Linked DNA regions of Homo sapiens: regions 1 and 2 are each linked to region 3. A link is an interaction called in ENCODE POLR2A ChIA-PET data of the cell type or tissue named here. Cell type or tissue: OCI-LY7. All regions are shown on one strand. Each heading gives the region's core, and the rest is flanking DNA. Links, peaks and the distances in the headings are about the cores only.

Region 1 (10,567 bases), core at 46-2,545, 52 kb before region 3:
CAGATCTGTGCAGGCCAGCGCACCAGGTTCAAGGCATTTGTTGCCATCAGGGACTACAATGGCCACGTTGGCCTGGGTGTTAAGTGCTCCAAGGTGGTGGCCCCTGCCATCTGTGGGGCCATCAACCTAGCCAAGCTCTCCATTGTTCCCGTGCACAAAGGCTACTGGAGGAATAAGATCGGCAAGCCCCACGCCATCCCTTGAAAGGTGACAGGCCGCTGTGGCTCTGTGCTGGTGTGCCCAGGGGCACTGGCATCGTCTTTGCCCCCATGCCCAAGAAGCTGCTGCTGATGGCTGGTATCGATGACTACTACCCCTCAGCCAGGGACTGCACCTCCGCCCTGGGCAACTTTGCCAAGGCCACCTTTGATACCATCTCTAAGACTTACAGCTACCAAACACCCGCCCTCTGGAAGGAGACTGTATTCACCAAGTCTCCCTATCAGGAATTCACTGACTACCTTATCAAGACCCACACCAGAGTCTCCGTGCAGAAGATCCAGGCTCCAGCTATGGCTACAACACAGGGTTTTTACACAAGAAAAATAAAGTGAATTAAGCTGGTTAAAAAGAAAAGAGAAAGAAATTAACAAAACATGTTGCATATGGTTTCATCGCTTATAAACAAATACAACTCACCTGATGGTATAATTTATTTGTTTTCTTTGAAAGGAATTATTTTTGTTCTTGTTGATCATAATTACTACCAACTGTATGTATAATTTAGTAGCCTAAAAATATGGGCCTCAGCTGTTGATAATCCTAATAGTGATTGTTTCTTGGTTTTGAGGAAAGTAAGGGGAGTGGGAACACAGAGTAGCTACTTTAGCAGTTTTTTTTTAAAGGCTTAAATTTTATTTCAAACTGCAAAGGAAAAGCCACAAAGTCTGCAGGTGAAGCTCAAGTTTCGAAGTTGGAAACCTGATTCCAGCCTGTTGTTGATACTGTGTTACCATAGATAAGACCACTCATTTTCTTTGAACCTCAGTTTTACAACCTAAAAGTCACAGAAGCAGGCCTAGGATTGCCCCAAAACTGATTTTCAATTCCTAAAGCCTCCTGATGTGTAACTACAAGAATAGAGCCTATCAACCTCACAAGTCTCTTCAGATTCACTTCCGCATAGCTGTAGATGCCTCCAGCTGTTCTCCAAATTCTAGCCACCAAGGGCAACCAGATGGACACTACATATAGGTTTGCTGTTGTCATGAAATCTGCTGCATGAGAACCATGTCAAACTCAGTAGCTCAAACCACAAGTATTTATTCTTACAGATATGCAGGTCCAATTGAGGGTTGACAATGAAGCTGAGCTTGGCTGGGTGGCTCTGTTGCTCTTGGCCAAACTCATTCAGATGTCTGGGATTCTGGTGGAGACTGGCTGATATAAGCTGCACTCAGCATGGGCAGTTAGGTCCTGTTGCCCAAGTCTCTCATCCTCTTGCTGGATCCAGTGGGTCAGAGGGTCATGTCGTGGCAGAGGCACAAGAGAGAAGGCAAGTCATGCAGGGCTTTTCAAGTCTTTGGTCACAATGCACTTGCTGACATTTATTTGGTAAAGGTAAGCCACATGGTCAAACCCAAAGCCAAAGGGTAGGGAAATGTGCTTCATCCTTTTAGGAGGAGGAGTTGCTAAATCACATGGTAAAACAGGTAGATACAGAGAGGGCTGAAGAGTTGGGCCATTGATGCAATCTACTAGATAGCATTCTCCTTTTGGAAACGTGAAGCTGCATATATCACCTCCCACATACATTTGCACTGGTTGGTCTCAGGAAAAGATTTTCTGCACCTGATACCTGTCCTTAAAGAATGGAAGATCTGGGTCTACCTTTCTTGGGACTCATTTTTCTTGCTAATCAGGTATCCAGGATCGCACAGATCAGTGCTACTCAAAGTGCTGTTCAAGGGCTGGCAAAATCAGCAATACTTTAGAGATTGTTTGAACAAATTCTTGGGCCCCATATCAGACCTATTGAATCAGAAATTCTGGGGATGGGGTCCAGGAATCTGCATTATGAAAAGTTTTCTGGGTGAGTCTAATGCTCAGTAAAGTTTGAAAAACACTGGTATGGATCAAATCTTTGCCACAATGTTTCTGGTAGCATCATTCTTATGTTACCTTGTCTTCTCTTATTTTGAACTACCATCATTCATTACCTGACCCTTCTACTGGGGGTGTCAGGATGATAATAATCCAAGGTATCAGCCTTCTTTACTGGACCACAGGCCAAAATGGGCTTCTGGATACTCCTATCCCCACTTCAAGAGTGGACTTCTAGGAGAGCATGTGTGGAAAATTACAGAACAGAGCACTGCCCCAGCTGGTGCCCTGAAGCTTCATATCAAGTATGGAAAACATAGGAATAGGAGGTCACAGGCATATGCAAATCTCAGTTTTTAAACTCTGCCCAATAGATATATACGTGCAATAGATACAAATGTGACACAAATAAATGTCACATTTGTGTTATCTCAATAATTTAGATGAATCACTCAACTTCACAGCTAGAGGTGAAGAAAATAAAAGACTGTTTCTTCATACTTCTAAGAGAGTGAAAGTCGTATTTTATGTGGTTGCAAAATTATCAGAGAGGGAGAACAGCATTGTTCCCCCTTGTCAGGGGAACTCTTGTCTAGGACTATGTCAATCCTAGTAGTTTTATGCCTCATCTAAGGTGAGAGGTGTTACATCTTGTTTCCATTTAGCAATTAATATAATTCTTTATTGAAAATATAATATTAAACTATGCTATATAATATGATATAATTTAATATAATAACTCCTAAACAAATATACTTCTTCCCCATTCTCTTCTCACTTTGATATAGCAGAACTGAATTTATAAGGTTGAGTATCAGCATTTAACATTCCTAAGATGAAAATATCCAAAGTGTCATAACTCAGCACAACTGTGTGTTAACTGTGCACATTGTGTTTCACAGGGAAAGAAATGAAAGAAAATAAAGGGAAAGTAGGTAATTGCTCACAGGATAGAAGAAGATATTATCCTGCCAGTTTCTTCCTGGAACTGTATGCATCATGTCCTGTGTTTGTGATATAGCACAGGGAGTCATTGCTAACAATGAATAACATTATTGGGATGACAGCAGTTTAAGTGCAAAAGAAATTTGAGTTCTGACAAACCAGGCAGACACACACAACATGAAAAATGTATAATGCATCACCATGGCTGGTTGTGTCTGTGGCAGTTAAGATACTGATACTGATTGAGAGGCTCATCTGTTCATTTGATTGTGTCTCATGGTTTAAATCTCTCTAAAGGGTCGGGGTGGGGGTGGAAGAAGCTAGTTTGCTCTGACTGACGGTGCAAAGAGGGGGTTTTGGTCTGCTTCTCATGTAAATGTAAGGAATAAGCTTCTCTGAGTTTGCATTGACTTTATTATCAGAGATAATAAATGGATGAATTCTAAAAAAGGAAAGGGAATGTAAAAGCCTTGAAAGCTTTGAAAGTTGCTGTGTTAACCACACAGCTGGTTACAGATACCTTTGCCAGTGTTGCTGTCACTGTTTATTTGATAACTTGATCCTTTATGGAAGAGAACTTGGAGCCACAGTTGATTTTTTTTCCTTTTTCTCTCACACCCAAATTCATAAGACCTGCCATCTTCCCTTTCTCAATGTTCCCATAAGGCATCTTTTTCTTTTCATTTTTACTCTCACTATCTTATTCATCCCCAGCCTAATCATTTCTCAGTTTGACCTTTGCCACAGCTACCTAGCTGGTTTCCCTACCTCCAGTATTGGAAGTCCTTCTTTAAGGTGGACATCAGTGACCTTTTTGTCCTTTAAATCATAAAGTCTTCCATGGTGCTCCATCCGTCACCCATAACAATGCCCTCCAATGAGAATGCACAAGAGGACAAGACAGATTATAGGAGAGACATTAGGAAACACACATATGCACACACAAATGATTCTAAAGAATTCAGAAATTATCACTTAATACAAGGAGTGATAATGGTACCTGTACTCTGTCCATGTGTCACTTCTGTAGTTGAGGTAACCAATGGAAAGAGAGGGAATTCCAAAACACAGAGCAGTAGACAGCAGTGCCCTTGTGAACCTGCTTAACTGGGCTTACAGATTACATCACCCAATTTTAACCAAAAGAACTCCCAGAAAAATGGGTAAGTGACTTACAAAGCAATAATAAGACAATGGCAGAGCTGGAACTTTGCCTTCTTTTGGCACAACCTCTTTCTCAGTCACATTATGGGGCAGAAACAATAATGAATGACCTAATTAGGTCTGAGAAAGAGTCAGCCAAAAAAGAAATGGAAACTATCAAGAAGATTATTTTAATCATTAACAAAGAACCTCTCCAGCAGTGTAATCTATGCCTTGAGATATTAGCTAATGATAGTAGTAGATATATGTAATGAGCATACATTATGTTTGTATATGTAATTCTTTTTAGCTGATGGGATGCACCATGAAAAGCTAGCTCACACGATAAGTTTCAAGCTCTTAGTCGTGGAATGCCAAACCATCACACCTCAGCTTCTAGCTTTAGCCTTGGTTATTATCTGTCCATTCCCTCATTTCACTAGACTCTCCCAACTGATTATCTGTGTGACTTTGGGCAAGTCACTTAACCCCTCTGGGCTTCTGATTCCTTACTTGAAAAATGTAGGAGTGGGACTGGAGGATTTTTGAAGAATTTGCCAATCCTATTGTAATAGGATTGCTAATAAAGACATACCTGAGATGGCTAATAAAGACATACCTGAGAGTGGATAATTTATAAAGGAAAGTGGTTTAATTGACTCACAGTTCCACATGGCTGGGGAGGCCTCACAATCGCGGTGGAAGGCAAAGGTGGAGCAAAGTCATGTTTTACATGGCAGCAGGGAAGAGAGCATGTGCAGGGGAACTCCCCTTTATGAAACCATCAGATCTCCTGAGACTTATCACTATCATGAGAACAGTAAGGGAAAAACCCACCCCCATGATTCAATTACCTTGCACCAGGTCTCTCCCATGACACATGGGGATTATTACGATTCAAGGTGAGATTTGGGTGGGGACACAGAGCCAAACCATATCACCTACACAGGTGTTTCTTGACTTATGATGGGGCTATGTATTGATAAACCCATTGTTTAAGTAGAGAATATAATAAGTTGAAAATACACTTAATAGCCGGATAAACCCATTGTAAAGTCAAAAAATTAAAAGTCTGGATGCTTCTTAATTTATAGTGGATTTGGGTCCCAATAAAAAAGTGGAAAAATTGTAAGTCAAACTATCCTAAGTTGGGACCATCTGTAATTCAATTGTAATTTTATGTATCACCATTTAGGAATAAGATTTTTTTATGTAAGTGGAGTTTATTTCTTCAATTATCAAAATTTTTAGAAATTACTCTATTTTTGATAGAATTTCTTTAAAATATCTCACACTTCCTATTCTTCTTAAACAGAAAACGGAACATAATTTGACTTTCTCTTGATAACATAGGATCATTAATATACTACAATTCACTATATTGCACTGTCCTCTTATATAATGTTACCTCTAATTGCCATTGAATCATGCAGCTTATTTGCCCTAATGCTAAATGGTTCCAGACTGCTATACTTTCCAATTCTAATGCCTGACTTTATACTTGTTTCTTACAACCAAGTTGTGAACTGGTACTTCATACTCATTCGTTGTATATGCCCTCCTCTCCTGTCTGTCATCTTTCAACTTTCTGGCTGTAAGGTGGAATAGGCTGGGAAAAGAGACCTATGTCTAAAGTAATAGTGGTTATAGAACCATTTAACCACCCTATACTATGCTTAAGTGCAGGGTGAAGGATAGGAAGTAAGACTGGGATTCGAAACTTAACTCCTGTATGCCTCAGTAGCCTCATCTGATAAATGGTGAGGATTAAATCAGATACTGTTTGCAACTTGCTAGGGTAATACCTTGCAGCCCTAAGCACCAACACATTTTAACAAGATAAATAATAATACATAAGGTTTATTAAATGATCATTATGTGGCAGACACTTTGCTAGGCACTTTATGTAGATCTACGCATTTAGTCCCCACAAAACTCTTGTGAGGATGTGTCTCCCAGTATGTCTCTTTTACCTATGAGGAAATGAACATTATTATTCTTTTTCTTTTTTTATGTGCTATTTTTAATTTTTTTATTTTAATAGTTTTGAGGTATAAGTGGTTTTTGGTTACATGGATGAATTATATAGTGGTGAATTATGAGATTTTAGTGCATCTGTCACCTGAGTAAGGTATTTTGTGCCCAATATGTAGTTTTTTCATCCCATACCCCTCTACCAACCTCCCCCTTCTGAGTCTCCAGAATTCATTTTATCACTCTGTATGCCTTTGTGTCCTCATAGCTTAGCTCCCACTTATAAGTGAGAACATATGGTATTTTTTTTTATTCCTGAGTTACTTGTCTTGGAATAAGGCCTCTAGCTCCATCCAAATTGCTGCAAAAGACATTATTTCATTCAATTTTATGGCTGAGTAGTACTCCATGGTGTATATATGACACATTTTCTTTATCCACTCATCGGTCAGTGGGCACTTAGGTTGCTTCCATATCTTTGCAGTTGTGAATTGGGGTGCAAAAAGCATATATATGCATGTGTCTTTTTGATATAATGACTTCTTTCCCTTTGAGTAGGCACCCAGGTAACGGGATTGCTGGATCAAATGGTAGATCTACTTTTAGTTCTTTAAGGAATCTCCATACTATTTCCGTAGAGGTTGTACTAATTTACATTACCACCAGCAATGTATAAGCATTCCCCTTTCACCACATCCACACCAACATCTATTGTTTTTTGATTTTTTAATACTGGCCATTATTGCAGAAGTAGGGTTATTCTCATTGTGATTTTAATTTGCATTTGCCTGATATTTAGTGATGTTGAACACTTTTTCATATGCTTGTTGGCCATTTGCATATCTTCTTTTGAGAAATGTCTATTCATGTCATTTGTCCACTTTTTGATGGGATTACTTATTTTTTTCTTGCTGACTTATCTGAGTTTCTTATAGATTCTGGATACTAGTCTTTTGTCAGATGCATAGTTTGCAAATATTTTCTCCCATTCTGTGAGTTGTCTGTTTACTTTGCTGATTATTTCTTTTGCTGTGCAGAAGCTTTTCAGTTTAGTCAGGTCCCATTTATTTATGTTTGTTTTTGTTGCATTTGCTTTTGGGGTTTTAGTCATGAATTCTTTGCCTAGGCCAATGTCTGGAAGAGTTTTCCTAAGGTTATCTTCTAGAATTTTTATGGTTTGAGGTCTTAGATTTAAGTCTGTGATCCATCTTGAGTTGATTTTTGTATAAGGTGAGAGATCAGTTTCATTCTTTTACATGAGGTTAGCCAGTGTACCTAGCACCATTTATTAAATAGGGCATCCTTTCCCTAGTCTATGTTTTTGTGTGCTTTGCCAAAGATCAGCTGGTTTTAAGTATTTGGCTTTATTTCTGAGTTCTCTATTCTATTCCATTGGTCTGTGTGACTACTTTTATAGCAGTACCATACTCTTTTGGTAACAATAGCCTTGTAGTATAACTTGAAGTCCAATAATGTGATGACTCCAGATTTGTTCTTTTTGCTTAGGCTTGCTTTGGCTAGACAAGCTCTTTTTGGTTCCATATGGGAAACCAGTGGCGTACCTTGGTTTCACCAAGGTTACACACCTTGCTGGCCATCCCATGTGGGGAAGGTGCTTTGCCTACTACCACTCTCCATCTTCAGCCAGGCTGTAGCAGGGATGGTGGAGTCTCCTTGATTTTTAATCTCCAACAGATCTGGTTGCTTTCTTTCCACCTGTGCCTCTGCCAGGCACCTGATGAACAACAACTGTAATGATGTTCTAGTTGCCTTTTAAATAATCTAACTTGTCATATGACAGTGATGTTCTCAGGGCAGGGTCTGTGTTTAGTCGTGTCTCTGGCCTCAGGAACTAGAAAATCATGCAGTTTTTATTAAATGTTCTGAGCAGAATGAGACTTTAAATTAAAATCAGTTTCCATATTTTTTTCCTCTATGTTCTAAAAATTAATTCTCTTGGCATTACAAAAAGTTGAGGGAAGTTGGGATCTTGGAAAGAAATTATCTGTCAGGAAGCGGTGACATTCACATTTTCCACTGTGGGATGACACCTGCTGCTCCTATAGGACAATTAACAACTCTTGGAGGAGGGGAAATGTCTTAAACAAGTGGTGTTTTCTAGGCTTTGGTCTTGATTCTTTGGCCACGGAGGAGAAGGGAACAGGAAGGGAAAATCAAGAACACAACTTATGAAGCCTCTGTTCAAGAATGTATCATATTTTAGAATTGCCATGCAAACAATCACTTCAGATGGGAATATGGGCATGCTCAGTTTGGAGGTGAATCCCCACATGCATGATGTAAAATAGTTCACAGGCGGACTTGAAAAACAGCAGGATGTAGCTGATTATTTAAGGGGTGAAAAGTCCTCTTGATATATCAACTCAGAGCCTGTAAATATGATAACATTCTCTACCTGTCCTTCAGATGGAAAGCTGGAGAAGCGGAAAGGAGGCTGGTCTCACCTGCTTCCTTTAGGAAATAGAGAATGAACTTGTGAATTGAGAATGAAGCAGGCAGCATCAGCTGTATGAAAGTGAGCTCTGAGAAGTGATGTGCTCATTTATTCTCCTCCCCTCCTTCCATCTCTCCCTCTTAACTCTCTCCCCCAAAATAATTAAATGCAAAAGCTACTTGAGTGCAATGGTAAGTTACAAATTTAAACCCACAAGAGTCAAAAACTGTAGAACTGAAGGTCCTTAGGGGGACGTTAACTTTGCCACTTTTATATCATTATAGTAAGCTATTCATTTAATAGCCTAATTTGTAATCACAAATACCATGGGAAATTTCGCTATACCAACCTCTGGCTTCAGTTTTCCTGACTTGGTTGGCGATTTTGAATGTTGTAACCTTCAGAAATGCATATTTTTAGCATTTAGCAGTCCAGATCACTGGCAGATTAAATTACTTATTAGCCACATTTTTCTCAGCTCTATACCCTTTCCAATATACAATAAACTTGGCAAAGTCTAGTGAAGGTACATCTAAAGGTAAGATTAAATAATATAATTGTGCTGTTTCCATTTATTCAGCTGATTTGTATGGCCTAATGAAAGCTTATTTTTACCTGGAGGATAGTCATAGGGAGCTATGAATTAACCAGTGATAAAGATTCTGTTTGGAATTTGTCCCTAAAGGACCTCTCTGCTCAACTGAGTGCACTAAGGGCCCCAATTAATGTATCCATACTCTTCGTCCTGTGAGTTTGTAACTCCTTCTTACTCCACAGTGGGCTTGATCATGTGATTCGCTTTGATAAATGTGACACAAGCAGAGGCTTGAAAAGCACTTGAGATTTTCTGCTTATTATCTTAAGCATATCCTTGAGCTAGCCTTCTAGATTTATAAAAGAGCCAAGTCATCCCAGCCAAGGCCACTCTGGACAAACCAGATCCCAGCCCACATTCTGGCTGACTGTATGCATGTGAGTGGGTTTGGCCAAGATCACCCAAACCTGGCCCAGATTAGGAGAACCACCCAGCCAACCTGTAGAGGCAAAACAGACGATTAGGTAATGTTTTAAGCAAACAGCTTCAGTATGTTTGGAATGCATTATTATCGTGACAATAGAAAACTGGTGCACTTCCCTAAACACTTTTTTTTTTTTCAGACGGAGTCTCGCTCTGTCGCCCAGGCTGTAGTGCGGTGGCGCAATCTCGGTTTACTGCAAGCTCCGCCTCCCGGGTTCACAGCATTCTCCCTCCTCAGCCTCCCCAGTAGCTGGGAATACAGGTACCCACCACCACGCACGGCTAATTTTGTTTTTCTATTTTTAGTAGAGACAGGGTTTCACCGTGTCAGCCAGGGTGGTCTTGATCTCCTGACCTCGTGATCTGCCCGTCTCGGCCTCCCAAAGTGCTGGGATTACAGGCGTGAGCTACCGTGCCTGGCCCATCCCTGAACACTTTCTAACGTTGGAAAATGAGTATACCCCAGTTTTTTTTTGTTGTTGTTTTTGTTTTTGAGATGGAGTCTCGCTCTGTCGCCCAGGCTGGAGTGCAGTGGCGCAATCTCAGCTCACTGCAAGCTCCGCCTCCCGGGTTCACGCCATTCTCCGGTCGCAGCCTCCACAGGAGCTGGGACTGCAGGCGCCCGCCACCACGCCCAGCTAATTTTTTGTGTTTTTAGTAGAGACGGGGTTTCACTGTGTTAGCCAGGATGGTCTCGATCTCCTTACCTCGTGATCTGCCTGCCTCAGCCTTCCAAAGTGCTGGGATTACAGGCGTGAGCCACCGCACCCGGCCAAACCCCACTTTTTAAACGTAGTTTGTTTGAGGGCTATGAACTTCATATGGTAGAATCAAAACTTCTGGCATTAAAACCTTCCTGCTGTTCCACAGCCTCTGCTCGTAGGTGTTGCAGCACCACTTTGTATTTCTACTGCTATTTCACGCTGCAGAGAGAATTGCTATTCAAAAACACCAGTGGGAGCTCTGGTTTCTGCAGCCTGCCCCTACGT
Region 2 (10,567 bases), core at 7,725-10,224, 57 kb before region 3:
TATTCATTTAAAATTTCCAATTATTTCTGTCTCCAGATTAGTAGGAAAAGGCCTGCAAGAATATATTAAAACTTTTTTTTTCTTATTCAACTTCTATAAAGGCTAATTGGTCTTTCCAAGATTTAGCATTTCAACAAATACTTGTTGGGTAGCTCTTATCGAACAGACATGGTAGAACATATGCAATGGCACATGTCAAAGTTCTTAACCTCAACTGGCAGACATTTAAGTAAGAGACATAAAGTAAGCTAAGCACATTCACAACAGCATTAAAGAGTTATAGGGATTTAAAGAAGGTGGAGATCACATATGGTTGAGGTGGGGAGTGGGTCAAGGAAAGTTTTCTGATGAAGGTGCTGTATTTAGGTCAGGAGATCGAGACCATCCTGGCTAACACGGTGAAACCCCGTCTCTAATGAAAAATACAAAAAATTAGCCGGGCGTGGTGGCGGGCGCTTGTAGTCCCAGCTACTCGGGAGGCTGAGGCAGGAGAATGGTGAGAACCCTGGAGGTAGAGCTTGCAGTGAGTCAAAATCACGCCACTGCACTCCAGCCTGGGTGACAGGGCGAGACTCTGTCTCAAACAAACAAACAAACAAAAAAAAAGATGGGTCTCAATAGATGACACAACTAGTAACTGGGATTAGAACTGTGTTCCATGGTTTTAAAAGTCCCGAGAATTGTAAAAATTTACATGGGTTGAAAAATTTTCAAAGATCTTAATAAAATTAAGTTTGATTATAATTCCATTTGATTTGCTCATGTTTTATGCTAGCTATTCTTGCTACCTTTAGAGAGAGGTAGGTTAAAACAAATAAGAGGCTTGCAATGATAAGGGATAAAAGTAATATTTGGATAGGTATTGGTATAAGAACTGTTTTTGTGATATAATCTGAATTGTCTGTTTACCCTCAGGAAAATATAATTAGGTCATTTCCAGCCACACTCCTGTTCAATCTTTAGCTACTTAAATTTTATCAGCAGCATCATTATTTAACATTCTAACACACAAGTTAGCCTTATTTACTTTATTTTGTTTTGCTCAATCCTACTGACATCCTTTGAGATACTGTGCAGAACATAACTCAGAATTGTCCTGAGGGATGAGGAAGTTGTTACTCCCTTTCATAGGTTACTCCAGAGGGTATCAACTTCCTGGGACTTCCTGGTGGAATATACTCCAGTGGCCAGATAATGCTTTCAGGCAGAGAAATTCAGGAAGCCACTGGCTTGTAAGGGAAGCATCCACAGGCGATCTCCAAGAGGGCTGAGGGAATATGAGTGAAGCACCAACAGAGTTTGGCATGGTGTATATAAAAAGATAAAGAAACAAAGAGTAGGATTCTGTGGCCAATGCATAGTTGAATGGAATAAAATAAATTTCCTTATTATTAGACTTCTCAGTAATTTTAATATTCATCACGAACAGATTATATAGCTTTTGTCAAACTTACTTGACCAAGGAACACATTTTTGAAGGAATATTTCACAAGGCTAATAGTTCCTAGAAAATAGTTTGTAAATATCTCATTTCCTGCATTTACGCAGTGTCTTTATGTTCAAAACACACTCGCAGGCCCCAGATGGGATTAAAGAGATGTAGGGGTAAATCTGACTTAAATCTTGCCTTTAGGTTGCTTATGATCCAGTAGGGAAGATGAGGCATGTGTGAAACAGTCATAATGTACATATAAGAAATTACAGTGATATGGGAGATTAAAGATTATCTCTAGCTGGGATACAAGGGAGGCTTCCTGGATGAAGTGGCATTGACCTGGACCTTGAATTTAGGGTAGGCTTGGAGAATGTTAAGAGAGAGGGAGTACCACTTTACTCTAGGCTTAGGAAACAACATAAGGAGGGGATTTAATGGGGGAATAGTGTTGAAACACTAGTATAGATAGCCATAAAGTCTACAAAAGGTTGGCCAGATAAGAAACAAAATATTGTCTAAAACTTCTCTCAGTAATAAGCTGTACATATATATATATATATGTACACACACAATATATATATAAACATATATATGTAGTATACATATACACACAAACGTATCTTCAGAATCCTGATAATTACCTTTCCATGTTCACATACACCCTTATGCTCTTGGTTGGTGAATCTAGAAAATAGTTCAAAATGTCATGGAACTGCCTGGTAGTCTGTGGACAGCTCTCTTGAGATTTCTCATCACTTTCACCACATCTGGAGCTGTTACAGTTGTGGTATCAACTAGCAAAAGGAGGACATTGAAAACTCCCCTCCATAGAAGACTACCTATTCCAGGAGCAACTACACTCCAGAATCTGTCCCTTTAACCCCAAACTTAAAAACACTGTACTCCTTTAACTTAAGCAAGCTCTCGTAAATGCTTAGGTGGCTACCTGTAATATAAGGCCAAGGTGATTAGTTTAGTTCTCATGTCAGTGAGAGTATGAATGATTGGTTTCATTAAAGCTCTGCTCCTGGTAAAACAATTCAAATCATATGAAATTATATTGTTGAAAATATACCAAGAGCTTGAAGAAAAAAAATTAATGACTTCTTTTCATTTTTTAAATGTTGCCTTCTAATCCTTATCCAGATGCATACATATTTTTTTCTTACCATGAGTGATTACAATTTTGTAATTTTATTTATTGATGTATCTTACTTTTTGTTTCTCCATATTCTTTTAAATTTTTATTGAAGGATCTATTTTAAAATACTAATTTGATTGTTTTGTAAAAAATCATTGTAAAAATGTCAGTCAAAACTCAAAACTACAAAAAGAAAGTTAAAAAAAAACCCTCAAAATTCCATATCCCAAAATAACTATCATTAACATTTATTATATATAATTCTAGACATACTGGCACTGTGTTTCAGTGAGAAAGGCAGATAAAATAAAATTGAGGTAATTGCTGAACTTTAGATAAATCTCTGTTTAACAAAATATAGGGCTTCCTAAAGTATCCCTTTAAAGTTACTCATCAAAGTAGTATAGATAGACTATAAGAGATGGTAGTGGTTTCTTTGGTTTGGTTTGGTTTTTTAGCTATGAGTTTCAACTTTGATTCAGCCTTTAAGAAAGAAAATTAGGCCGACACAGTGGCTCACACCTGTAATCCCAGCACTTTGGGAGGCCAAGGTGGGCGGATCACGAGGTCAGGAGATCGAGACCATCCTGGCTAACGTGGTGAAACCCCGTCTCTACTAAAAATACAAAAAAATTAGCTGGGTGTGGTGGTGGGCGCCTGTAGTCCCAGCTACTCGGGAGTCTGAGGCAGGGGAATTGCTTGAACCCAGGAGGCGGAGCTTGCAGTGAGTCGAGATCGTGCCACTGCACTCCAGTCTGGGCAACAGAGTGAGACTCTGTCTCAAAAAAAAAAAAGAAAAAAAGAAAAAAAAAGAGAAAATTAGACTTCTTCTTATTTCTCCCACCCATTTTAATCTTTGTATTATTATATTATTATTCTAATATCATCAAGTTGTATTTGCATTATCTTCTGTAACCATAATTTCTGTAGTCCCGAGTTGTTTCTTTAGGTTCATCTCCAGGCTAACTGCATAAAGGGCTCTCAAGTTTTTTTTATACTTGAGCTCTTTCATGTTGTAGTGGAGCACTGTTTAATAGAACTTTTTGTGATGACAGAAATGTTCTGTATCTGTGCTGTTCAGTACAGTAACTACCAGCCATATGTGGCTTTCGAACACTTTAAATGTGGCTAGTGTGACTAAGGAACTGAATTGTAAATTTAATTTGATTTTAAATAATTAGTTAATTAAAATTTAAATGAACACATGTAGGTAGTGGCTACCACTGCCATACTAACAGTGGTAGTATGGTGATCAGCAGTTCTGCCTGTGTTTAATGCTTTGGCATATCTTCAAAGCTTTTATATGTTTATATCAAAGATATAGAATATTGGGTCATTGTTTCCATTAGAATTTTGTAAGCATTGAGTGTTGCTGTGAAAAGTTTGGAGGCTATTCTGAGTTTTTCTTCCTTATTTGACTTTTTTTTTTTTTTTTTTTTTTTTTTTTTTTTTACATTTTGAGAGATTCTGAAGCTGGGGTGGTCAAGGAGAGAAGGCTGCCTACATCTGTTAAAACAGGCAAGATCCATGATATTTTGAGCTATTTTACACATTTACCAAACAGTACTAATAACAGGGCTGCATGTCCACATAGGTGTGTCAACATGGGAAGGTTATTATATCTGCAAGGTAGTTGATATTTCAGTTTCACAAAAGAGAAACTTAAAAGAGGTTAAATAATTTGTCTAATATTACACAGACAGTAAATGGCAGAAATAGGATTTGATCCAACTAGTCTGTTACTGCTTTTTCTACCACCCTATAGATTTAATTTTTTTAGCAGCAAAAAATATTTCCCTAAAAATAAATTCTTGTGTAGAATTCTAAAATATAACTTTTTAAAAAACTATTTACGATTGTCTTAAATTCTATAAATTTATTTTATTTTATTTTTTCAAGACAGAGTCTTGCTCTGTCTCCCAGGCTGGAGAGCAGTGGCATGACCTTGGCTTACTGCAACCTCCACCTCTCTGGCTCAAGCAATCCTCCGACCTCAGCCTCCCAATTAGCTGGGACTATAGATGTGTGCCACCATGCTGCTTGGCTAATTTTCTTATTTTTTGTAGAGACAGGACCTTGCCATGCTGCCCAAGCTGGTCTTGAACTTCCTGGGCTCAAGCAATGCATTGCCTCAGCCTCCCAAAGTGTTGGGATTACAGGCATGAGCCACTGCACCCAGCCAATAAATGTATTTTAAATGTCAGGTTTTAAACATTAACTATTAAAAAGCCAATCCATGGTCAGGTGAGGTGGCTCACGCCTGTAATCCCAGCACTTTGGGAGGCCAAGGAGGGTAGATCACCTGAGGTCAGGAGTTCTAGACCAGCCTGGCCAACATGGTGAAACCCCGTCTCTAATAAAAATATAAAAAATTAGCCGAGCATGGTGGTGCGGGCCTGTAAACCCAGCTACTCGGGGGGCTGAGGCAGGAGAATCGCTTGAACCCTGGAGGCGGAGGCTGCAGTGAGCCAAGATCACGGCACTGCACTCCAGCCTGGGCGACAGGGCAAGATTCCATCTGAAAAATTAAAAAAAAAAAAAAAAAACCCATGAGAATAATAAAGCGACTTTAATTAACACCATAATTTGAAATCAGAGGTTGTGACTAACAATTACAGCCTTAACATTACTCAGCATCGAACCTACTTCTATCTGGTTTGGTTTGCCATGGCGTGGAATTCATGACTCATGCAGATAAATAGTTGTAATGGTCTCTCTGCTCAGGACATTCCTCAATTAAACTGATTCAGAAACTTAAAGGGGAGTAATAGAGAAAGTTTTGTTTTAAAGTTGAATCATCTAATAAGTGCTTGTATTTCTTTCTTTTTTTCTTTCTTTTTTTTTTTTTTTTTTTTTTTTGAGACAAAGTCTCACTCTTGTCCCCCAGGCTGGAGTGCAATGGCGCGATCTCAGCTCAGTGCAACCCCCGCCTCCTGGGTTCAAGCGATTGTCTTGCCTCAGCCTCCCGAGTAGCTGGGATTACAGGTGCCTGCCACCACGCCCGGCTAATTTTTGTAGTTTTAGTAGAGATGAGTTTTCTCCATGTTGGCTCGGCTGGTCTGAAACTCCCGACCTCAGGTGATCCGCCCGTCTTGGCCTCCCAAAGTGCTGGGATTATAGGCGTGAGCCACCACACCAGGCCAAGTGCTTGCATTTCTTAACTTAAATAGGAAGGTCAGCCCCCAACTTATAGTAAACATCAAAGTTCTCTGTAGTATGCTGTGTGTCACTGGTTCAGTTATAGTTGAATACGTGAATACTGAGCTATGCCAAGTGTTTGAGCCAAGTGAACATGTATGAGTGTTTCCTGGTACAGGACTGAGCAGAGTATCCCATGATGCACTAGATATTTACCTGAGCAAATTTTCAAAAGATGAGTTTAGACCTGTAACTTTTCCAATTAATTATACATTTATAAGAAGTTCATAAAATGTATAATGCAAGTAAAGGAGACTTTCTTCTGATATGTGTAGAAAATAAGAAAAAAGGATTAAACTGGCAGCATAGGTTAAATTTTGGTGATTTTCAGTGTCACATAATCTGATAATTACATATTAAAATCAGTAGCTCTTTTTTCTAAACACAGTTTAAAATGTTAAAATATGTTTGAAAATCTATTTGAACCAAATGACCCACAAAACACTGCTGAACAGTTTGAAATACCTTGTAGTCCCTCTATCAAGCCTCATAGGCTTTGATAGTTACAAATACTTAAGTCTATGTGGCATTTGTCAAAAACATTGCCCCAAGCTTTCGTGATTTTGCTCCTAAAATAGCTCCTAAAGCTATTAGTTTATGTTCTTTCTTTTGTGGCCTGGGTAAAAAGGTGGCTCACTCACGCTTGCTTGTTCTGAGTTGACAGAGTTAGAGGGGATCACTTTTCCTGGTTTCAGATCTTGTAGACATTGGAGCAAAGTGTGTGTGTGTGTGTGTATGTGTGTGTGTGTTTATGTGTGTGTGTGTATGTATGTTGTAAAAAGTTGTATACATTACTGGGGTTAGTGGTCCAAAAATTTTCTAGGCTGATTATATTGAATATTAACACAAATCCTGTATAAAGATCCTTACTTGGTCAGCTCTTTCTAGGAGAAGCACCTACATTTTTTTTTACCCAGCATGAATCCATTTTTGGTAGCTCTGGAAAGGAATCCCAGAAGTGAACATTCCTCTCCTCCGGCTTTCTCTTCAGTTGAAATTCTAAGCTTCTGTGGTCCCTCATTTTAGTTCTATTCTATGGCCCTTATCTCTTTTAATAAAGAAGGAGCAGGTCCACGCAAGCAGAGAAAGCAGGTGTCAGATGCACGCAGACATTGAAGTTTGAAGTATTCCGAACAGAGATCAAACACTGACTTCATGTATGGCAACAGGCACTTGTAAGTTTAGGAACAGCCCAAGCATTAGTCCAGACTATGAAGTCCTTTATTAAAATCTCAAGGGATAACTTTCAAAGTGGAGTTTGAGTGCCCATAGGAGGTAATATATTTTACATATAGCTCTTATATGCAATCTGGGATGTGAGATAGAGTCATTCATTAAACGAATGACGGTAGGAACCCTGGAGGACCTGTAGTCAACAATCTTTATCTGCTGTATGTGTCCCACTGAGGTGCAAGACATTCTCTAAGGCCATAGGCCTAGTGAGTGCCAGCTCATCTCTCACTTATTAAGTGCTTACTATTTAGCCAAATATTATCCTTGACTCTGGAAAGACAGCAAAATAGACATGGTCCCTGTTCTCATGGAACTGATTGTATTGTGTGAGAGCAGACACTTGAAGAGAGATTTCAGTACAGCGTACTAAGAGTGGGATAGATTTTCCTAAAGTGATTTCATCACTTCCTTTAAGCTTCTAAGGTCCTGCTGCTGCAGCTGCTTCTGCAATCATCAGCCAACATTTATATGCTCGATTATTTTATTCTTCACAAACCCCTTTACTATAGCTACTATTATTGGCCCCATTTTATGACTAAGTAAACCGAGGCTAAGGAAAGTAAGCAGCTTGTCTGAAACCATTCTTTTGTTTAACCTGCTAATATGAAAGGATATGACTGCTTCAAATACAAGAAAATACTGTCAAGAGAATGAGAAGACAAGCCACAGACTAGGAGAAAATACTTACAAAAGACATATCTGATAAAGAATGGTCATCCAGAATACACAAAATACTCTTAAAACTCAACAACAGGAAAATGAACAACCCAAATTAAAAATGAACAAAAGACCTGAACAGACATCTTACTAAAATAGTTACATAGATGGCAAATAAGTATAGAAAAAGATGCTCCACATCATATGTCATTCGGGAACTGCAAATTAAAACAATTAGATAATACTATGCCTGTTAAAATGGCCCAAATCCCAAACAATGTCAATACCAAATGCTGGTGAGGATGTGGAACAAAAGGAACTCTCATTTGTTGCTGGTAAAAATGCAAAATGATACAGCCACTTTGGAAAATAGTTTGGCAGTTTCTGACAAAACTAAATATTTTCTTACTATACAAACCAGCAATCTTGCTTTTTGATATTTATCCAAATAAGCTGAAAAGTTATGTTCTCAGAAAAACTTACATATGGTTGTTTCTATCAGTTTTATTCATAATTGCCAAAACTTAGAGGAAAAGTAGATATCCTTCAATAGGTGAATGGATAAATACACTGTGATACATCTAGACAATGGAATATTATTCAGGGCTAAAAATATATGAGCTATCAAGCTATGAAAAGACATAGAAGAACCTTAAATGCATATCACTAAGTTAAAGAGGCCAGTCTGAAAAGGCTACATACTGTATGGTTCCAACTATTCTGGAAAAGCTTTAAAACTATTTGAAAGATCAGTAGTTTCCAGGGCATAGGCAGGACAGAAAGATGAATAGGAGAAGCACAGAGGATTTTTAGGGCAGTGAAACTATTCTGTATGATACTATAATGGTGGAGACATGTCATTATACATTTGTCAAAACTTAGAGAATGTGCAATATCAAGAATGAGCCCTAATGTGAACTACGGGCTTTGGATGATAATGATGGGTCAATGTAGGTTCATCAGTTGTAACAAATGTACCATTCTCGTGTGGGATGTTGATAGAGAGGAAGGTTGTGTTTGTGTGGGGGAAAGTGATATATGGGAACTTTCTGTACTTTCCACTCATTTTTTTCTGTGACCTAAACTTCTCTAAAAATTAGGTCTGCTTAAAAATACTGTTAGCTCTTTTGTTAAGATTTATAAAGAAGGTTATTGTAGCAATCAATGGGCCCCAGGTTCAGCATTTTTTTTTTAACCCACATTAGGGTAAGGGTAACATTTTATTTAGTAGAGCTCTAGGTAGCCTTGAATCTACTAATCACTTCATTTATTTTTAAGTCTTATACAACTTTGGGCAGATGTCAGAAGAAGATGCTAAGGAAAAATACCCTTAAGCAAGAAGAAGAAGGTTATACACCTTAATTTTCTTTTTTAACTTTAGAAATCTCACCATGTTAAACTTCCTCATTTGAAATCTGTTGTTAATGGCTGTTTTCCTCCCACAGATGAGGGTGGGCAGATTATTACCAGTCCATGCTGACTTTGAACAGGGCATACATTATGGGAAGTCCCCACTGAGTTTATTATTAGTCCTGTATATAACAGAAGAAACCTTGAAAACCTCTACCCAACCTTGACCCTTTGTTTCCTGTTTGCGTTATTGTTTGTGGTGGTGTGCTGCTGCCTGACCTACTATAAATGCCAAGTGCACAGCTCCTTTGAATTTCACACTGCAGCCATAAATCGTTTGTCCATTTATAAATAAAATAAAATGTGGGATATGATGGAGCTCAAGAGAGCATATTGTCTGAAACTCTTGGATCTCATTCTCAGCGCAGATGTGCCAAAGCTGTTTGGCACAGTATAAATTGAGCTGGGTGTTAGGACTGTTCACAGCCCCCTGGGGACAGGTGGGCTGGGTACTTGGCTGAGATTGCCTCAGAGCATTAGAAAATGGTAATTGCCTGAGACTTCTTATGTTTTCTCCTGAAGTGTTACTCTCTTCCTGGTTCTCTAGTATAACTGTGAGGGTTGATTTGAAATAGCCAGAAGTATTAATGATTGAGAAAAAAAGTATTATACTCAGACTACATAAAAAGCAGACTCTACAGAGACAAATGTAAAGAGAAAACAAATTCTATTTCTAATCCTATTTTATTTGGTTCGAAAATGCTAGGAAGTTCTGGAAGATTGAACTCCACGTTGATGCTCTACTTTCTACGTTAGTGTTTTTTTTTTTTTTTTCCCATGGAGTTAGAGCAGGATATGGTACCTCATGAATTAATGCTAACTGGTTATTGAACAAGAATTGTGTGGAAGTGAGTTAAGAGATGGTCTTGTGTCATGGAAAGCATAGTAGTAGCTGGACACTGGGGTGCTGCCTCTAGTTTTACTACCAATTAGGGTTATAAACTGATGCTGCGCACTTAAATTTTAGGGCGTCTGATGCCTCCTGTGTAAAATCTGAGAAGAGAAGAAGGTTGACTTAGCCTGTGGTCACCAAGGTTCCTCCTTGTTGTACCTTTTTAGAGTTTTGTGAAAATAACCTGGGATGCCAGGTGTCAGCTTTGGATGTCCTCCTTTGAACAGTCTTCCCCAGACTTTTTTGTCAGCCTAGCGAGGGGTCCACAGTGGCATTGACACTGTCTGCCCTGCACTACAGGATGAACAGATCATAGGAGAGTACTGATTCTCCAACCTTACATGGTCTAACACTTTGTAGTTTAAAAAGCACTTCTGGGCTGGGCGTGGTGGCTCACGCTTTTAATCCCAGCACTTTGGGAGGCCGAGGTGGGTGGATCACGAGGTCAAGAGGTCTAGATCATCTTGACTAACACGGTGAAACCCCGTCTCTACTAAAAACACAAAAAAATTAGCTGGGCGTGGTGGCGGGCGCCTGTAGTTCCAGCTACTCCGGAGGCTGAGGCAGGAGAATGGCATGAACCCGGGAGGTGGAGCTTGCA
Region 3 (10,567 bases), core at 4,194-6,693:
TGTCTTTCCACCTCAGCCTCCTGAGTAGCTGGGATCACAGACATACACATTTTGTTTTTTCTTTAAATTTTTTTTAAGGGTAGGTCAGCTGGCAATAAATTTCTATAGTTTTTGTGTGCCTGTGAACATTTTTAGATTTTTATTTCTTTATTTTTGAAATTCATTTTTGCTGGGGATTGTATTTTGTTTTGATATTTTCATCTCTCAGTATTTTAGAGGTATTACTCTATTATCTTTGAGTTTGAATAATTTTTGAAGAAATGTCTATCTTTTAAAATCATTTTTCCTTCTAAAGTAATGTGTCTATTTTCTCTGGAGGCCTTGAAAGGTTTTTCTTGGTGTTTTGCTTTTAGGAATTTAAATATGATTTGCCTATGGTGTGTCTTTTGTTTTCTTTCCTGCATTTTTTTGTATCTGTGGTTTGGCATCTATCATTAATCTTGAAAAATTCTTGGTGGTTATTTTTTCAATTATTTCCTCTGTCCCATTCACTCTCTTCTCCTTCTGAGATTCCAGTCATTTGACATTGTCACATAGCTCTAGAATATTCTATACTTTATTTTTTCTTTCTGTTTTTATTTGGATAAATTTTTGACCCATTTTCTAGTTCACTGGTTCTTTCCTTGCCTGTGCCTACTCTACTTATGAGCCTGTTGAAGGCATTCTTCTTCTCTGTTACTATGCTTTTGAGTTCCATTTGATTCTTTCTATACTTTTGATCTAGGTGCTAAAATTACCCATCTGATATTACATGTTGTCCACATATTCCATTAGAGCCTTTAACATATTAATCAGCTGGGCGTGGTGGCTCATGCCTGTAATCCCAGCACTTTGAGAGGCTGAGGCAGGCGGCTTACCTGAGGTCAGGAATTCAAGACCAGCCTGTCCAACATGATGAAAGTCTGTCTCTACTAAAATTACAAAAATTAGTCGGGTGTGGTGGTGTGTGCAAATCCCAGCAACTTGGGAGGCTGAGGCAGGAGAATCACTTGAACCTGGGAGGTGGAGTTTGCTCAATCTCAGTGAGCTGAGATGGCTCCACTGCACTCCAGCCTGGGTGACAGAGCGACACTCCGTCTCAAAAAACAAAAACAAAAACAAACCATATTAATCATAGTTATTTTAAATTGCATGTCAGACATTTAACATCTTTGTTTAATCTCACTCCAGTTGTGATGGTAACTTGTCTTTTGGGCATGTATTTCTTCTTGCTTTTCATACACTTTGTATTTTTGTTGTTGTTGTTGAAAACTTAACATCTAGTGTAGAATGTTAGAGACTGAGGTAATTAATTTTTATACTTGGAAATGGCGATACAATTTCCTTCAACTAAGCCTTTAGTACCAGGATTTGAGATAATCTAATTGGGAGTTGGACTGGAATTGAGGTTTGCTGTTGCAATGATTACTCTGAGTGTAACATGAGCTTTATATTTGTTTAGGGATACCTTGTGTATAGGATAGGAGTTGGTTTGAGAGAGGAAGTTTATTCTCAATGATTGCTCTATCCTCAGCCTCAAGTCTTCCCTTTGTTCTGTGCCTCAGAGAGGTCTGTCTCTTGCATGCTGCTTGTGACTCAGTGCTGTTTAGCCAGGTAGTGGGGACTGAGGGGGCAGGGGGTTCTCTGTTGTTTTGTTCAGATCTCAGTCTTAGGCAGTCACTGTGTCCCTGTATCTTGGGAGTGTGGCCTTATCAGTTATCCTACCCTACCCCCAGTGATATTCTGAACTCTGCACGTATTCCTGCTCTTCCCTTAGGGGTCCAGGTTTATTTCTTGTTCTCTTCTCCCCAGCCGCAGTGGGCTTTAACAAATGTCCTAAGTGTGATGGCATTTTTGCTCTTCTCCCCACAGATTAAAGCTTTCCTCCCCCCACTCCCCATAGGTAAGATGGGAGAGAAGGGTCTGGGTAAATTTCTTACCCTTCCTCCAGTGATTGCTGTTCTCCTTCCTCAGTTCTGCACCAGAAGGAAGACTTTTTCAGGACTCCCGATTGCTTCTGTGAATGTTCAGTTGGACTTGTAAGGGAAAAAAGTCCCCTGTATTTGCTGCCACTTCGAGCTTCACCCTCCCATCAGTTTACTATTGGCCTCTAGGAATTTGCCTCTCTCTCTACCTGAACTCTTGTTACTGGTGTTTGACTGTATCTTACCCAGGTACGTTACTGTTCATTTCTTGTGTCTCCCTGTGTGTACCTCTTTCTCCCTGGATTCTGGGCCGGTTGGTTCCACTGTGACATTAGTATGCTAATAGATTCAAGAAAAATCATGAATTTGCTGTTTCTCTATTTTTTTCATTGAAATGTTGACAGTGATGCTCTTCTTACCTTTTTACATCTCTGGGCTGAGATTAAAAGTCTGCTATTGTTTTAAAAATTATAGTAGTGGATATGTATTTTCAGGAAGAAATAAAATAGGACAAACTATGCATATTCCAGAGGCAACTTCCCACTGTCAGTAAGAACAAAAAAAGAGATTGAGGAAAGCAAATAATGAGTAAAATACGGTCACATTCACATAGGATTACAGAGGGTTGGGTATGATGTTCTGAAATACCAAAGAAAAATATATGCGGCACCAATTCTTCCTTTGAGAGCTATTTACAAAACTTCTTAGAAATCAGTGTTTTGCAACCATATAGGGAGACGCCAAAAAGGAGGTATCACTGGCTTAGTCAGTATAATTTATGGATTCCAAACTTTTCTGCTTTATTACCTCTAAATTGTCATTAAAATCTAAATAATAAATGCTATTTATTTTTATTCATTAAATGACTAATTTGTTCTTCAGAATCAAACATGGACACTTTAATAAAATATTACTATAATTAAACATAATATTAATGTAGAGGGAGCCCAGGATTTGGAGGCAATAGAAGGGAGAAAGGAAGATTCATTTGGAAATAACTGTTTTTAAAAACAAAAATACCTCTAGAACACTGAACAAATATGAGCCATTCTTAGCTAAGAACTGATGGATTAACCTAGTCAAAACAGTGAGACCTTGTCTCTACAAAAAAAAAAGAAAAAAAAAATTAACCTGGCACAGTGGTGTGCACCTGTAGACCCAGCTACTTGAGATGCTGAAGCAGGAGGATCACTTGAGCCCAGGAGCTCAAGGCTGCAGGGACCTGTGATTGTGCCTCTGTGCTTCAGCTTGGGCGACAGAGCGAGACTCTGTCTCTAAAACAAACAAACAACAACAACAACAAACTGGTGGATTGTTGGGACTGTTGGCTAGCGGAGAAAGAACTGGCCTAAGAGCCTGGAAACTGGAGCTTGCTTCTCTGTGTAACTTTTAGCAGATTAATTCATATTTCAAAATCTCACGTATTCTAAATATCAAAAGATCTGTAACATTCCTCTTGCAGTAATGATTGTTGGAGTATGGATACTGTCTCCTGATATCTAATGTCTTCCGAAAGCCTGCATGGATACCCATAATAAACTACTGTCTACAATTTGTTATATGGCTTCACAGCCTACACCCGATCCGTGCACTTTTCCTCATGTTTCACCTGGTTGTATACTAGGTATTTGCAGTTCTCAGATGTTCATGTTGTTGATTGCTACAGGTTGTCCTGAAGTTAGACTCTAACCTCACCTGGAACCCAGCTGAAAGCTGAAATTTTTACAGTTGTGCAGAGTTTTCCTCTAGTGATTGAAAGTATGGTGGAATTGCTTCATTGCCTCATATTTTGGGGATAAAGACTCTTGGAGCGCACAGGCTCATATGATATAATAGTTTCTAGATACTCAAATCTAACTTGTGGAATATTACAAAGAAATCTTATTTAAGTACCTTCAGAAGGAAAAGGAAGTCTCTTCCATGCCCTGAAACAAAATAAAATGATCTTGACTATAGAAACACAAGGACTGTGTTGTATTATCTGCAGACACAGGGGAAAATATTGGAGGCTACATAAATTAAGTAGGTGTGAGCTGTTTGCCAAACTTGAGGGAAGTGAGTGCTCTCTGCAGAAGGAAGCATCATGGTAGAGAGGGAAGGAAGTCAGCTTTTCTGTAAGTACTCACAGCAGAGTCAGGAGCACCTGTCAGGGCAGCAGAACTGTAGCATCCTGACAGGTGTTAAAGGAAAGTTGGAGTCTTTGATTCATGGGACCCAGTACTCAAGTTTCAAAGCTTTTGTCCAGTTTATATAGAAATATGGGCTCTGTTGAAAGAAAAGCTGGAAAAGTGACAACATTCTAGCCAGACTTGCAAAAGTTGTTATTTCATGTGTCTGTTTCATGTGTCTGTTGAGCAAGTTTTGGAGGTGCCATTGTGCTTAGTGTGAAGAAGTTATTACTGATTAGTAATGCTTACTGTGAGCCTAGAATGGAGACTCTGATCCCTGGCCTTTTGAAGATCTCCAAGAGGGTTGCATTTCATTATTGAAGCAAACTTGGGACATTGTTTATAAACCAACTAGGAATACAGTCTTCCCCCCCCCTTATTCATGGTTTTGCTTCCTCTGGTTTCAGTTACCAGCAGTCCACTGTAGTCTGAAAATATTAAATGGAAAATTTCAGAAATAAATAATTCCTAAGTTTTAAATTGCATGCTGTTCTGAGTAGTGTGATGAAATCTCCTTCCATCCTGCTCCATCCCGCCTAGGATGTGAATCACCCCTCTGTCCGGTGTGTCTGTGCTGAAGACCCTCCCTGCCTATTATGCGCTTAGTAGCCATCTCTGTTATCAAAGTGGCTGTCATGGTATCACAGTGCTTGTGTTTAAGTCACCTTTATTTTTCTCCATAATGGCTTCAAAGTGCAAGAGTAGTGGTGCTGGCATGTTGTTATAATTGTTCTACTTTATTATTAGTTATTGTTGTTAATCTTGGACAGTGCCTTATTTATATTAAACTTTATCATAGGTATGTATGTATAGGAAATAACATATTATAAAAAGGATTCAGTACTATCTGCCATTTCAGGCATCCACTAGGTATCTTGGAACATATCCTCCTTGGATAAGGGGCAACTGCCATAATAAGTATATTTTAATAAATCGTAAATGCTTAGAGATTTTACCTGTCCCCCTGAAACTTTTCAGAGCTCACGTTTGTTTTTATCTTCGTACTGTCTAATTGAAAATTTTAAATAACCCCTTTTTCCACCACAACACAATTTAAAAATCTACTTTCCCTTTTCATTCTTCTGTAGACTTGAATGTAGAAAGTCTTATAAAATATGCATTTGTACAGGCTGCCCTATTTTTTTAGTTGCTGTACTAATTTGACTATAAGCTCTTTAAGCTTTGCACCCACAGAGAAAAGGTGTTAACCAGATTCAGCAGAAAATAGCAGAGAGGACCGTAGAATGCTTGCCTTGCTGTCTTGATGTCCATTTGAGCCAGAAAATAGTGCTAGGGCCACACCTGTTGTTTTGAAGATGAGAGGGAGATTTTTGTTTTAATTATTCAGGCCACTTCCTTGGGTAGTGGTGGCTTTCGGTGGTTAGGGACCTGAGGTTTTGAGACGATGTTGACATCTCAGAAATATTTTTACTGCCAAGAAATCCAACTGTACAGTGGCTTACAGAAATATCCTCAGACATCTCAATCCACCTTTTTTCGTAGGAGGTTCTATAGTGTTCATTCATTCTACCCCCTGCTTGCCACTGTGAGCTTCACCCATTTAACTCTTCATCTCCCTCATCATCCCTAATGGTCTATTTGCTTACTTTTGTTTCTATGGCCATTAGGTTCCCTCTTAATGGATGTTTACGATCACCTAATTGCATATAGGCTGTTGGCCTGTCAGGAGATTTTTTGAGTATGTGTTATTTTTATTCAGTTGCCTGTCAATTTCTTTCCTTGCTTGTCAATTTCTATCCTTCAGCTTTTATTTTTTCTGTGATTCTTAAACTTCAGTGTACAAAAAAATTCATTAGGAATACTTATTGAAATGCAGGTTTTTAGACCTTTTTTCTCAGGTATTCTAATTACTAGACAGGAGGCCCAAGAATCTGTACTTTTAACAAAGCACACAAGTAATTCTGATACAATAGACCAGAGCTCCAGCATTAGACTTTGAGAAATACTGCTCTTTGATGTTTAAATTATTTTAGAAAACTTACATTTTATCTTTGTGGGTTTTTTTTGTTTGTTTTTGTTTTTTGCTTAATACAAATAAAATCATTACAATAGCCTTAATTTTGTGTAAAAATTCAAAGTGCAACATATCGACTGCATTCCAGCATTCCCTTTCAAATGTACCACATTGCGTCTAGACCCCCAATACCAGTGCCTTCTCTTATCCCAACCCATGGTACACCAGGCTACTGGATGATCCTATTCCATGGCTGTGAATGGTTAAATTAAGTTTAAGCTCTGCCATTTTATTTGAAATCACTTTATTGTATGTGAAATTGTGCTTTTGGATCTGATTTCAAAAGTATTGTTTCTAAGCTTTAAATTAAATATCATTCAGAGCTATAAATAATAAGGAAAAGAATAGAATTTATTTCTAAAAGCTGCCCTTCTTGCCCTCACAAAATATTTATTTCCCTTATGAAAGTCCCAAGGGTTGGACAGGCCTAATTCAAGGCTAAAAGATAGCAGGGAGTAGCAAGTTTCCCAGTTACTGTGTGACCTCAGCCTGACAGATTCACAGTGAAGAAAAATAGATAATTAGTAAGGGTATAATCTAGTGGACAGAATTCTAAGTCAATAATCAAATCTCAGCTTTGTTCTTGACATTATGATTAATCTCTTGAAAATAATTTTACTGCTCTTTGTTTTCCTTTCCGATTCAGAAACAGAGCAAAGAAACACCTCTGGGTAGAACATGGCTCTCTGGGAATTTGATATCTAACAGAAAGATATCTGATAGCCAGAATGACAGTAGTAAAAATAGGCATAATTAGTTTAGCAAAAAAATAAATTATCAGCACTAGTTGCCAGTCTTGAAACTATCATATACATTTGTCTCTTAAAACTATATTTTAGTTTAAAGTATGTTTTAAACCATGTTTTGCACACATGATTATTTGAAGGGAAGCATAGCACAAGGTCAAAAATTTAGATGCTGTATTTCTCATAAGTCTCTTAGAAGCAATTTTATTATGATAATACCAATGGGCTTCTGATTTTAAAAGGTGTTGAACTCAGCATTTATTGATTCAGCATAATGAATTTATTGTAAAGTAAAATAGTAGTAGTATGTCCCTGCACTCCAAATACTATTTTTGGGAAGCACTAGACTTGATCACGGAAATAAAAGAAGAAAGAGTGCTATAAGTACCTGGGATGTAACAACTTAAAATGAGTAAATGACTGTAAATTAAGGAAATTAAGATAAAGGAGAATATTAGAAGATTTTTAGGTAATAGAACTGATACTCCCACTGTACTGTGTGTCACTCCATCTGATCTCTCACGGCACTTATCTCAAGGAGACTGTAATTACGTGTTTCTATGTCTTTCACTCTCATCAGACAGCAAGTTCTCTTGAGGCAGGCACTATGCCTTAATTATCTGTACCTCACAGCAACTAGTGCAATGCCTAGCATATAGCACACAGTCACTGTGTATTGGTGGATAAATGGATTGATGGGCACATTGAAGAGTGAATAGAACATTATACTGAGGGAATAAAATATGCAACACAAATGGAAACATTAGATTCACTTCAATAACTTTCTCCAAATTAAAAAAAAAATAAGAATTCTGAAAACCTTGCGTTTTGGAATCTGAGAGTAAGGGGTCTGAAATTTCCAGGAAAGCAAAGTATTGTCCAAGAGATAGGTTTTCTCAAACCTGTGAGATGATTACTTTACTATCATCTCGTTGCATGATAATTTGGCTGGTGGTAGATTTTAGTCTTAAAATAATTCTTCCTTGGAAATAGAAAGTTATTGCACCATATGTTGTTTTAGATGAGAAGTCTGATGGCAGCCTGATTTTCATTCCCTTGTAGGTTGTATTTTCTCTCTGGAACCTTTAAAGCTTTTCTCTTATTTTTAATGTTTGGAAATTTCATGGTGATGCGATGAAATGGATATCTTTTGTTGTGCTGGGCTTGACTGAAGAGTTGAGTCCTTAAATTCTGGGAACGTATTTTGACTGAGTGCTTACTGATGTTCTCACTCATTTTCTCTGTACTCTTATTCTGTGACTCCTACCATTTAAATTTTAGACTCTTGGACTACAAACTCTAATTCGTTTATATTTTCTCCTTTTTTTAGTCTTTTTGATCTACATCCTTAGTGATTTATTTTTACTATTCTTTAGCAGTTATATTCTTTATTTTAAAGCATTCTTTCTTTCTTCTTTCATGACTGTGTCTTTTTCGTAAACTATTAATCATCTTTTCCTAATGTGGTTTTTCAAATCTCTCCAAGGATGCAAATTCAACTTCTTATAAAATCCCTGAACTATCTTTAATTTCTAAGTTGTCTGTTTCTGCTTCTTCTTTTTCTCTTTCTCTGTAAGAGCTTTCCTTATATGTCTACGTATCCATGATTATCAGTTCATATTTAAGAGTGAGATGGTAAAAGATTATCAGCAGATTTGAATACATTGGCGAGAATATCTATATTCTCTTTGGAGTGAATGGTCTGGCAGAAGACTGGTGAATTGGGAATCCTCCTTATGACTGAATGTGGAGGTCTCTTCTGCTGTCATCTGATATCTTTAGAGAAGGCCTACAACTTTTTGATGTTGAACTCAAATTTATTCTGTATTGTGGGAATGGGCAGGATGGAGCTGTTGACAATTTCATATACAGACTTCCAATTAATCTTCTATTTCAACTCTATATCTCACTGCCGTGCTCACTTACCCCTCCCTGACCACATAGCATGTATATTGCTGAGTCCCAAGCCTCTTTCTGGTTCTTTTGGATCAATGGACAGTATTCTCCACTGGATCCCTCTTCACACATTATCCAGCATGTAGCTTCTCCTATCCTCTTTCCCTATGCCTGGAACCTCTTTGATTATTCCACAACTTTGTTGAGAAATCTTATTCACTATTGGCCCATCAATTTTGTTTACTGTTGAGGGTTTAACCTCATTTTTTTCTTTTACAATAATTTAAATAACTTTCAGGAAGGAAAAGATAAGCACTTATTATGTATTCACTATCTTTAATCAGTTATGGCAGCATTTTAAAATAAAAGTGCTTGATAAAATTTGGAAGCACTATGTACTGTGAAGAGTTCTCCATTTGGAGATTCATAAAGTTCATTAGCATAGTAGTAAGGAGAAGTCCTGCCAGAAATAAACATGTTAAACCACAGTTATCCCAATGTTTCCTGAACTTATTTTTACCATGGAATGCTATTTTATGAAGAAAACCTACTAAAACCTGCTATATACAGCATTCCACAAATTATAACTTAAGAAATAATACTCTAGAATACCAGTTATAGATAAGAAATGATAAAATATAATTTAAATAATCAGAAAAATATGATTTTAGAGTTAGAAGCAAGGGCACACGCCCCTCCATATTTTTCTTCTTTCTAAAAGATGGGAAAGCTAAGTTTTATAAAGTAGCTTACTTTGTTCTGCCTGTATGGGTCTCTTTGTTTTCTCTGAACAAGATCACACTGTGATTATTTGACGGCAATGACCTTTAAGCTGTAGGACATCATAAGATTGAGCCTTTTAATACCTACCATTGCACTGTTAGGTGTGATCATCCTGCTCTCTACCTGAAGGTGGGGTTCTTCACCCAAAGGAACTATCTCAGAACACCAGAGCTAGTGTAGAGTGAGCTCACTTGGCAATGGGGCAGATAGCAAGAAGTTCTGTTCTTGGCTTACCTTCCAACCCTACAAGGTCACCATATAATGGCTTAGGTTGGTTTTGGAGAGTAGTATTTCCACCTGTGATTATCAGTTATCTTTGTTTTTCTTCTCCTCCTCCTACTCCTTCCATTGCTCCTGTTTCTTCTCCTTTTCTTTTTCTCACTCCTCCACCTCTTTCTCCTTTCCTCCTCCTCTTCTGTAGTCCTTTTCTAGCCACCTCTTACTCCTTTTTCTTTTCAGTTTATTTGGGACACTGATGGAAAAATTTCTCATAATCTTTTATAGAAGCTTATAAAGCAAGCAAGTAAGATTTGTAAGGCAATGAAGTGCCATTTGATGGCGGGATTTGTAGGTGTTACACGTAGGTTTTCTCTTGGAAGGGACACAGAGATCTTGGCATACTTTGTTTAAGAACAATAGCCATTATCTATTAATTCCATGTGTGTTCTTTAAAAAAGAAAATCATTTTATGGGAGGAGTGGGACCTCAGGTTTTTATATGAAAAATGGATTTCCCCGAGGCTCCCTTTTTACAGGGTCATAAAGCATGTTTGAATCCTAGTCAGGAAGTTCACCTAAGTTTCCTAAATCTCAGTCCAAGTTTCATCTTGTATTGCTTTTTGTATTTCTTAAATTTCTAGTAAATTAGAGCTATTTTTGTCCAAATTGCCCAAGCATTATGACTCCTGCTTTTTTTTTTTTTTTTAACTTGAGTGTTAGGATAGTCTACTGCTTTGATCTCTTGGGGTTTTATATTTTCCAACAACCTGGAGATAAATATCTTAATTGTGCATTCATTAATTCCTTCATTAAAATA

Evidence for each region. Peaks named below come from ENCODE experiments on the same cell type or tissue, not always from the same donor. Only the 100,000 strongest peaks of a DNase experiment are listed, where the experiment ranks them.
Region 1: POLR2A ChIA-PET joins it to region 3 with 19 read pairs; 2 of 35 experiments call an interaction of 5 or more read pairs at or near these places.
Region 2: POLR2A ChIA-PET joins it to region 3 with 46 read pairs; 2 of 35 experiments call an interaction of 5 or more read pairs at or near these places.

Annotation. Positions count from the first base shown.
Region 1 is chr9:82,131,106-82,141,672 of GRCh38, forward strand. The region is part of intron 1 of LOC105376107 (a long non-coding RNA gene); the gene reads left to right. It also overlaps the pseudogene RPS2P34. Among named protein-coding and RNA genes, the nearest start is that of SPATA31D1, 150 kb to the left of the region's middle. In OCI-LY7, for the core only: no CTCF peak of the experiment used is centred there; a DNase peak (open chromatin) is centred at 1,126; H3K27ac peaks cover 1,297 bases.
Region 2 is chr9:82,119,012-82,129,578 of GRCh38, forward strand. All of the region lies in intron 1 of LOC105376107 (a long non-coding RNA gene), which reads left to right. Among named protein-coding and RNA genes, the nearest start is that of SPATA31D1, 140 kb to the left of the region's middle. In OCI-LY7, for the core only: no CTCF peak of the experiment used is centred there; DNase peaks (open chromatin) are centred at 8,720, 9,180 and 9,520; H3K4me3 peaks cover 2,012 bases; H3K27ac peaks cover 2,500 bases.
Region 3 is chr9:82,179,364-82,189,930 of GRCh38, forward strand. The region is part of intron 1 of LOC105376107 (a long non-coding RNA gene); the gene reads left to right. Among named protein-coding and RNA genes, the nearest start is that of SPATA31D1, 200 kb to the left of the region's middle. In OCI-LY7, for the core only: no CTCF peak of the experiment used is centred there; a DNase peak (open chromatin) is centred at 5,408; H3K4me3 peaks cover 1,844 bases; H3K27ac peaks cover 2,500 bases.